Linked DNA regions of Homo sapiens: region 2 is linked to region 1. A link is an interaction called in ENCODE POLR2A ChIA-PET data of the cell type or tissue named here. Cell type or tissue: HepG2. All regions are shown on one strand. Each heading gives the region's core, and the rest is flanking DNA. Links, peaks and the distances in the headings are about the cores only.

What was found. Peaks named below come from ENCODE experiments on the same cell type or tissue, not always from the same donor. Only the 100,000 strongest peaks of a DNase experiment are listed, where the experiment ranks them.
Region 2: POLR2A ChIA-PET joins it to region 1 with 5 read pairs; 6 of 35 experiments call an interaction of 5 or more read pairs at or near these places.

The regions. Positions count from the first base shown.
Region 1 is chr19:39,375,514-39,379,897 of GRCh38, forward strand. SAMD4B (sterile alpha motif domain containing 4B) reads left to right here. Exons shown (of 14, transcript NM_001384574.2): 5 at 137-376; 6 at 924-1,033; 7 at 1,192-1,278; 8 at 1,972-2,311; 9 at 2,991-3,076. Among named protein-coding and RNA genes, the nearest start is that of PAF1, 13 kb to the right of the region's middle. In HepG2, for the core only: no CTCF peak of the experiment used is centred there; a DNase peak (open chromatin) is centred at 2,658.
Region 2 is chr19:39,490,416-39,494,799 of GRCh38, forward strand. It overlaps TIMM50 (translocase of inner mitochondrial membrane 50), which reads left to right. Exons shown (of 11, transcript NM_001001563.5): 11 at 1-3,364. Among named protein-coding and RNA genes, the nearest start is that of DLL3, 6.3 kb to the right of the region's middle. In HepG2, for the core only: no CTCF peak of the experiment used is centred there; no DNase peak of the experiment used is centred there.

The DNA.
Region 1 (4,384 bases), core at 178-4,177:
TACCCTTGGACCCCAGGTCCCTTCCTCTTGGCAGGTTATGGGGCCAAACTGCCATCCTGGCACTGACGGCAGGGGGATGGTCTCCTGTGGTTGGGTCCCCAGGTCTAATATTTTGCTTTTCTCCCACTCTGGCCAGGTCTCCCCTGCCAAATCCACCCTAGCCCACTGAAGCGCTCCATGTCACTCATCCCTACAAGCCCCCAGGTCCCTGGTGAGTGGCCGAGTCCAGAGGAGCTTGGGGCCCGGGCTGCTTTTACCACGCCCGATCACGCACCTCTCTCGCCCCAGAGCAGCGTGGCCTCCTCTGGCAGTGAGCAGACAGAGGAGCAGGGCTCCAGCCGGAACACCTTCCAGGAGGATGGCAGTGGCATGAAAGGTACATTGGGGACAGCAGCACCAGGACCCTTTTCCAGGGGCTTCTGCAGAGCTTAGAGGACAGAAAGGAGCTTGTAGCTGACACCTGCTTACCCCTCTGAGGAGGGGACATGTCTGAGGGGAGTAGATAGTCCCTGCTTTTAGGGCTCAGGACTAAGCAGAGAGACCCCACATCTACCCTAACAAGTTCTAGTCTGACTGGGAAGGAGCCCCCTGTCTTCACACACCCCAGTCTGACAAGGAAGCCAGGACACAGCTAAGTGATGGAACAGAGGTTCCAGCAAGAGTTTTGGAGCAATCAGTGAGGTCATCCTGGTATACATCCAGCCTAGCAGCTTAGAAGGGTCAGATGTCCTTCCCAGGGAAGGCTGCCTGAGGGTCTGGCTAGGCAGATGAAGAAGGAGCTGATGGAACCTTAGCTCCCCCCAACCCCCTCCCAATTTTTTGCATCTTTTGAGGCTTCCTGTGGGTTTATCCCCACAACTTTTCCTTTACCCTGGTAATCTGGGCCAAACTCCTGACCTTTCACTCTCCCTCCTTTGCCAAAGATGTGCCCTCATGGCTCAAGAGCCTCCGTTTGCACAAGTATGCAGCCCTCTTCTCACAGATGAGCTACGAGGAGATGATGACACTGACTGAGCAGCACCTGGAGTCTCAGGTGAAGCCAAGGGGACCATCAGGGAGGTGCTGGGGGCAGCGCTAGTTTGGCATCCTTGCAGCCCAAGCCTCCTCTGTCTCCTTGATCTCTATTTGGGTACCCCCAAATATCTCAGCCTCACATCTCTAGCTTCCTGTCCCCTTCTGCCCTTATCACAGAACGTCACCAAAGGTGCCCGCCACAAGATAGCCCTGAGCATCCAGAAGCTGCGTGAGAGACAGAGCGTCCTCAAGTCCCTAGAGAAGGTGAGGACCTGGTTTCTGCATCTTCAAGGCCAGCCAGCCACTTGGTGGTACCAGTAGACCAAAGGCCCTGAGTTGGCCTCCAGACTCCTCGGATGTGGCCTCCAAAATTCCCAGCCCTAGGGACCCAGACTTCAGGGACCACATGCAAGCCGGCATCAAAAGGCTCACTTGCTGGTGGCTAAGAGTCTCCCCTCCCTGTCTTTCCTGGTTTGTGGTTCCAGGATCTCTGTCTTTTGACTCTACACCTTCTCTCCCCTTTTGCTTTTCCATTTCTTACTGGTCTTTCTGGTAGAGCAGAGTGTCTCTGTCTGTACAATCTCTCTTTCCATTTGATTGTTTCTAAACTCATTTTCCTTCCACATCTGATTCCGTTTCCTTGCCACTGCCTTCTGTTTGTATTTTTCCCTGCTCAGTGTCTAGGTCTGAATCTCTGATTCTATCCTTGTTGGGTCCTTGAGACTCCAACATTAGACTGGCTTTTCGTGAGTTCTGTGGGACTTCATCTTAATGGGAAAGAGGAAATGTGTACCTATATGTTTGTGGGCTTGCAGTACCCTTACATGCCTTCTCTATGTGCTGGAACCCAGGGTCCTACCCAGCCTTCTGCAAGCCCTGTCTGACTCTCTGTGTAGATACTCTCTGTCCCTCATTGTAGGGTCTGCATGTGACCCCAGCCTGTGTCCTCCCATCCAGGATGTGCTGGAAGGCGGGAACCTACGAAACGCTCTGCAGGAGCTGCAGCAGATCATCATCACTCCCATCAAGGCCTACAGTGTCCTCCAGGCCACCGTGGCTGCCGCCACCACCACCCCTACTGCCAAGGATGGGGCCCCGGGGGAACCACCGCTGCCAGGTGCTGAGCCTCCCCTAGCCCACCCCGGCACAGACAAAGGCACCGAGGCCAAGGACCCTCCAGCTGTGGAGAACTACCCACCTCCACCAGCTCCAGCTCCCACTGATGGCAGTGAGCCTGCCCCGGCTCCCGTCGCCGACGGAGACATCCCCAGCCAGTTTACACGGGTGATGGGCAAAGGTGAGACCAGCCACAGCCTAGCAGGAAATCCTGAGGCAGAAAGCCAAGTGAACCCAAGCACCAGGGATCAAATCCAAGTTCGATGGTGGGAGCAGGGCTTTGTAAAGCCTACTGGAGACTGGAACACTACAGAGAGTAGCCAAGACAGGGTGACAAGGCCCCTTGCCCTTGGGCACGTCTGGGCTGATGGTGGATAACAGCCCTTCCCCTCAAAGCGTCTCCAGGCTGAGCAGAAATGGGGCAGTGGGTCAGAAGAAATTCCATGTAGTAAAGGGTGAGCAGTTGAGGGGAGTCCATTGATTTCTCTCAGAGGGGACCAAAGTCCAGGGGATGGGGATGGTGAAATTTATCACAGCTTCAGCCTTTCCTAAAGCAGCATGATACAGCAGACTTTACACTTGGATCCAGATCAGTCTAGATCTGGATCTGGACCTGAGGCAAGTGACTCAACTCTGAGCTTTAGGTTTCTAAGGCTAAAAATGTGTGTAGTGACAAGATTGTGTCAGGCACTATGTTGTATATCCTCATGATAACCCAAATACCATGGCTAGCACTTAATAGTTGATATTCATCCAGCCTGAGTCTCCTGTTCCTTCTTGTGCACGAGCCAGCTGGAGGCTGGAACATGGCAGAGGGCATACTAGGGGTTAACCTCCTGCCCTTTCTCATGTCCCCCCAGTGTGCACCCAACTGCTGGTGTCCCGACCAGACGAGGAGAACATCACCAGTTACCTCCAGCTCATCGAAAAGTGCCTGACTCATGAGGTAAGGCCTTCCCTAGCATACTCAAAAAGGGAAAGGCGGCCAGGCGTGGTGGTTCACGCCTGTAGTCCCAGCACTTCGGCCACCGAGGCGGGCGGATCATGAGGTCAGGAGATCGAGACCATCCTGGCTAACACAGTGAAACCCAGTCTTTACTAAAAATACAAAAAATTAGCCGGGCGTGGTGGCAGGTGCCTGCAGTCCCAGCTACGCGGGAGGCTGAGGCAGAATGGCGTGAACCCGGCAGGTGGAGCTTGTGGTGAGCCAAGATCGCGCCACTGCACTCCAGCCTGGACGACAGAGTGAGGGAAAGCCTGCCCCATCTTTCTCAAGACCATTGTGTTGTATGTGGCCCATAGGGCCTTACCTGACGTGGCACATGCCAGCCCTTCCAGTCTTGTATCTTACCAGTGTTGGCTTTAGAGGCTTCTTCTCAGAACCCTTGTACACACTCTTCCTCTCTCTCTCTCTTTTTTTTTTTTTTAATAGAGACGAGGTCTCACACTGTTGCCCTGGCTGGTTTTGAACTGACCTCAAGTGATCCTTCCACCTCAGCCTCCCAAAGTGCTGAGATTACAGGCGTGACGATTTTCTTTTTTAGAGATGGAGTATTGCTTTATTGCCTAGGCTGATCTCGAACTCCTGGCCTCAAGCGATCCCCTGCCCTGGCCTCCCAAAGTACTGGGATTATAGGCATGAGCAACCATGCCCAGCCCGTACATACTCTTTTGTCAGCAACAGTACCCTTTCCTCCTCCTCACCCCTCAGCTGTCAGTTCAAACATTTATACCTCAGGGACACCTTTACCAACCCCTCATTTTTATTTAAGTTTCTTTTGCTTCCTGTTCTTCTCCCTCAGGGAGGGATAATTTGTCACAGTTATCATCATGTATGTATCTTTCCCTCACAACCAGACTGTAAGCTCTCTGGGCATGGTCACCTCTGCATCCCAGAATTGCCTGGCACAGGCACAGAGTAGATGAGCAATGAATCTTTTTTTTGGAAACAGAGTCTCGCTCTGTTGCCCAGGCTGGAGTGCAATGGCGCAGTCTCGGCTCACTGCAACCTCCGCCTCCCAGGTTCAAGTGATTCTCCTGCCTCAGCCTCCCAAGTATCTGGGATTACAGACACACACTACCATGCCTGGATAATTTTTGTACTTTTAGTAGAGGTGGGGTTTCACCATGTTGTCCAGGCTGGTCTCCAACTCCTGACCTCAAGTGATCCACCCGCCTCAGCCTCCCAAAGTGCTGGGATTACAGCTTGAGCCACCACGCCCGGCCAGGCAATAAATATTTGAACAAATGAATG
Region 2 (4,384 bases), core at 154-4,153, 110 kb after region 1:
CAGGCTGGAGTGCATTGATGTGATCTTAGCTTACAACAGCCTTGACCTCCCGGCTCAAGTGATCTCCAAGTGACCCTCCTGCCTCAGCCTCCTGAGTACCCTCCTGGGGACTACAGGTGCGTGCTACCATACCCAGCTAATTTAAACAAATTTTTTTTTTGTAGAGATGGGGTCTTGGTGCCCAAGCTGGTCTCAAACTCCTAGTCTTAAGCAATCTTCCTGCTTTGGCCTCCCAAAGCGCTAGGATTCCAGGTGTGAGCTACTGTGCCCAGCTAAAATAGGGATTTTTATATTAAATCTCCCTATTTTAAAATGTTGGCTCCTAGCGGGGCGCAGTGGCTCACGCCTGTAATCCCAGCACTTTGGGAGGCTGAGGTGGGTGGATCACCTGAGGTCAGGAGTTCAAGACCAGCCTCAACATGGAGAAACCCCATCTCTACTAAAAATACAAAATTAGCTGGGCGTGGTGGAGCATGCCTGTGATCCCAGCTACTCAGGAGGCTGAGGCAGGAGAATTGCTTGAACCTGGGAGGCGGAGGTTGTGGTGAGCCGAGATCGCACCATTGCACTCCAGCCTGGGCAACAGCAGCGAAACTCCATCTCAAAAAATAAAATAAAATAAAAATAAAATGTTGGCTTCTAACTAAAACAGGCAGATATGTAGCAGTGTTCTCCACTGGAACTTTCTGTGATGTTTGGTTCATGTTCTAGGTCTGTACTGTCCAGTACAGTAGCCAGTGGCCACATAAACCTTTGTTTTTTTTTTTTGAGACGGAGTTTCGCTCTTATTGCCCAGGCTGGAGTGCAATGGCACGACGTCGGCTCACCACATCCTCCGCCTCCCGGGTTCAAGCAATGCTCCCGCCTCAACCTCCCAAGTAGCTGAGATTACAGGCGCACACCACCACGCCCGGCTAATTTTTGTATTTTTTTAGTAGAGACAGGGTTTCACCATGTTGGTTAGGCTGGTCTCGAACTCCTGACCTCGTGATCCGCCCGCCTCGGCCTCCCAAAGTGCTGGGATTGCAGGCATGAGCCACCATGCCTGGCCCCACATAAAGTTTCTGAGCACTTGAAATGTGGCTAGTGTGACTGAGAAACTGAATTTTTAATTTTGTTTGAGACTGGGCACAGTGGCTCACGCCTGTAATCCTGACACTTTGGGAGGCCGAAGCAGGAGGATTGCTTGAATCCAGGAGTACGAGACCACCCTGGGCAACATGGTGAAATCCTGCCTCTAAAAAAAAAACAAAGTAACGAGCCCAGCGAGGTTATGCATACCTGTAGTCCCAGCTACGTGAGAGGCTGAGGTGGGAGGAATCCCTTGAGCCAAGGAGGTCGTGCGTGGCTGTGATGATCTGTGATCGTGCCGCTAAATTCTAGCCTGGGCAACAGAGCGAGACCCTGTCTCAAAAAAAAAAAAAAAAAAAAAAAAACCTTAAGATTTTTTTTTGGAGTCAGGGTCTCGCTGTGTCGCCCAGGCTGGAGCACAGTGGTGTAACTATAGCTCACTGCAGTGTTGAACTTCTGGGCTCAAACAATCTTCCTGCCTTGGCCTCCCCAAATGCTGAGATTATAGGAGTGAGCCACTCTGCCCAACTACTTTTAATTAAATAGCCACATGTGTCTCCTGTATTGACAGTACCACTGTGTATTAAGAGTATGAGTCCCAGATTGTGTAAGTTCAAATCCAAGCTCTACCACTTCTCGGCTGGCTTGTGATCCTGTGCAAGTTACTTTACCTCTCAGTGCCTCGGTTTCTACATTTATAAAATAATAACTGGGCAGGCACAGTGGCTCATGGCTGTCATCCCAACACTTCAGGAGGCCGAGGTGGGAGGATCGCCTGAGGCCAGGAGTTGGAGAGCAGCCTGGGCAACATGGGAAGAGCCTGTCTCTTGCGGGGGGGGGAGAAGAAAGTTCTTGTCTCAGGCTAGCTTTGGGGACCAAATGAAGCACTCCCATGTAGGCACTCAAATGGAACTATGTAAACCTTAGGCAAGGCACCTCTGCCTCAGTTTCCTCATCTCTAAAATGGGGTGATGGTAGTATGTTAGCAGAGTGGTTGTGAGGAGTGAACGGGACAGTCCGTATGTGGGTTATATGTATATATTCCCAGGTGCTTGCTGTTACCAGGCCATATGGGTTATTCACAGATTGAAATATCTTAGCTGGGCACGGTGGCTCACCCCTATAATCCCAGCACTTTGGGAGACCGAGGCGGGTGGATCACCTGAGGTCAGGAGTTCGAGACCAGCCTGGCCAACATGGTGAAACCCTGTCTCTACTAAAAAAATACAAATAAATTAGCTGGGCATGGTGGTGGGTGCCTGTAATCCCAGCTACTTGGGAGGCTGAGGCAGGAGAATCGATTAAACCCAGGAGGCAGAGGTTGCAGTGAGCTGAGATCACACCATTGCACTCCAGCCTGGGCGACAGAGTAAGGCTCTGTCTCCAAAAAAAAAAAAAAAAAAAAACAAAAAAAAAACCAGTTTGACTTTATCTCCCTCGCCCTGCCTCCATCCCCACATTGCCCCCCACTATCCCAGTCTCTCCTACTCCAGCCTTCATCTAGTGCTAACTGATTAAATATTCTAAGATGACCTTCTCTGGTGTGTGTGATGATAATTAAAAGGCATTCAGAACTGTGTGGACCAGACTGAACCTCTGCACTCTAGATTTTTTTTTTTTTGAAGCCTCTACAAAGGATAATTAAAATTTACACCATGACTCTTTGTCCTGGGGTGCACTGTCTGTAAGCCGGTGGAGTTATTTCCCAAAATCCTTGGTCCTTCCCAGCTTGAGGAAGTCTGCAGGACTGAGGGAGGGGACCTGTGCTTTTTTTTTTGTTTTTTTGAGATGGAGTCTCTGTTGCCCAGGCTGGAGTGCAGTGGGGCGATCTCGGCTCACTGCACCCTGCACCTCCTGGGTTCAAGTGATTCTCCTGCCTCAGGCTCCCAAGTAGCTGGGATTACAGGCGTGTGCCACTGTCAGGCCTCTGAGCCCAAGCCAAGCCATCGCATCCCCTGTGCCTTGCACATATACACCCAGATGGCCTGAAGTAACTGAAGAATCACAAAAGAAGTGAAAAGGCCCTGCCCCGCCTTAACTGATGACATTCCACCATTGTGATTTGTTCCTGCCCCACCTTAACTGAGTGATTAACCCTGCAAATTTCCTTCTCCTGGCTCAGAAGCACCCCCACTGAGCACCTTGCGACCCCCCACTCCTGCCCGCCCTTTGACTGTAATTTTCCATTACCTTCCCAAATACTATAAAACAGCCCCACCCCTATCTCCCTTCGCTGACTCTTTTCGGACTCAGCCCACCTGCACCCAGGTGAAATAAACAGCTTTATTGCTCACACAAAGCCTGTTTGGTGGTCTCTTCACACGGACGCGCATGAAAGCCACCACACTCAGTTAATTTTTGTATTTTTAGTAGAGACAGTTTCACCATGTTGGCCAGGCTGGTCTCGAACTCCTGACCTGAGGCGATCTGCCCGCCTCAGACTTCCAAAGTATGGGGATTACAGGTGTGAGCCACTGTGCCCGGCCTAATTTTTGTATTTTTAGTAGAGATGGGGTTTCACCCCGTTGGTCAGGCTGGTCTTGAACTTCTGACCTCATGATCCACCTGCCTCGGCCTCCCAAAGTGCTGGGATTACAGGCGTGAGCCACCGCGCCTGGCTTTTTGTTTTGTTTTGAGACAGTGTCTCACTCTTGCTCACACTGGAGTGCAGTGGCGCTGTCACCACTCACTGCAGCCTCGACCTCCTGGGCCCTCGTGATCCTCCCACCTCAGCCTCCCAAGTAACTGAGACTACAGGCACATGCCAACATGCCAAGCTAATTTTTTGCATTTTTTTTTTTTAAGAGAGATGAGGTTTCAGGCCGGGCACGGTGGCTCACAGCTGTCATCCCAGCACTTTGGGAGGCCAAGGTGGGCGAATCACGAGGCCAGGAGTTCAAGACCAGCCTGGCCAACTTGGTGAAACCCCGCCTCTACTAAAAATACCAAAGAGTGGCTGGGCGTAGTGGTGGGCGCCTGTAATCCCAGTCACTCGGAGGCTGAGGCAGGAGAATCGCTTGAACCCAGGAGGCGGAGGTTGCAGTGAGCCGAGATCGCAACACTGCACTCCAGCCCAGGTGACAGAGTGAGACTCTGTCTCAAAAAAACCAAAAAACCAAAGCTCTGCTGTCATGAGCTGATGTTCAGTGTTCTCATGGAGGAGACAAACAATGATCAGATAACTTCCTAGGGTAATAAATGCATAAAGAAAAAGTATAGCAAGGAGCAGCAGTGATCTGGGGACTCAGAGGACTGGTTTAGACCTGATGGGATGGTCGGGAGGCCTCTTGGGAAGGCGCATCTGAGCAGAGAT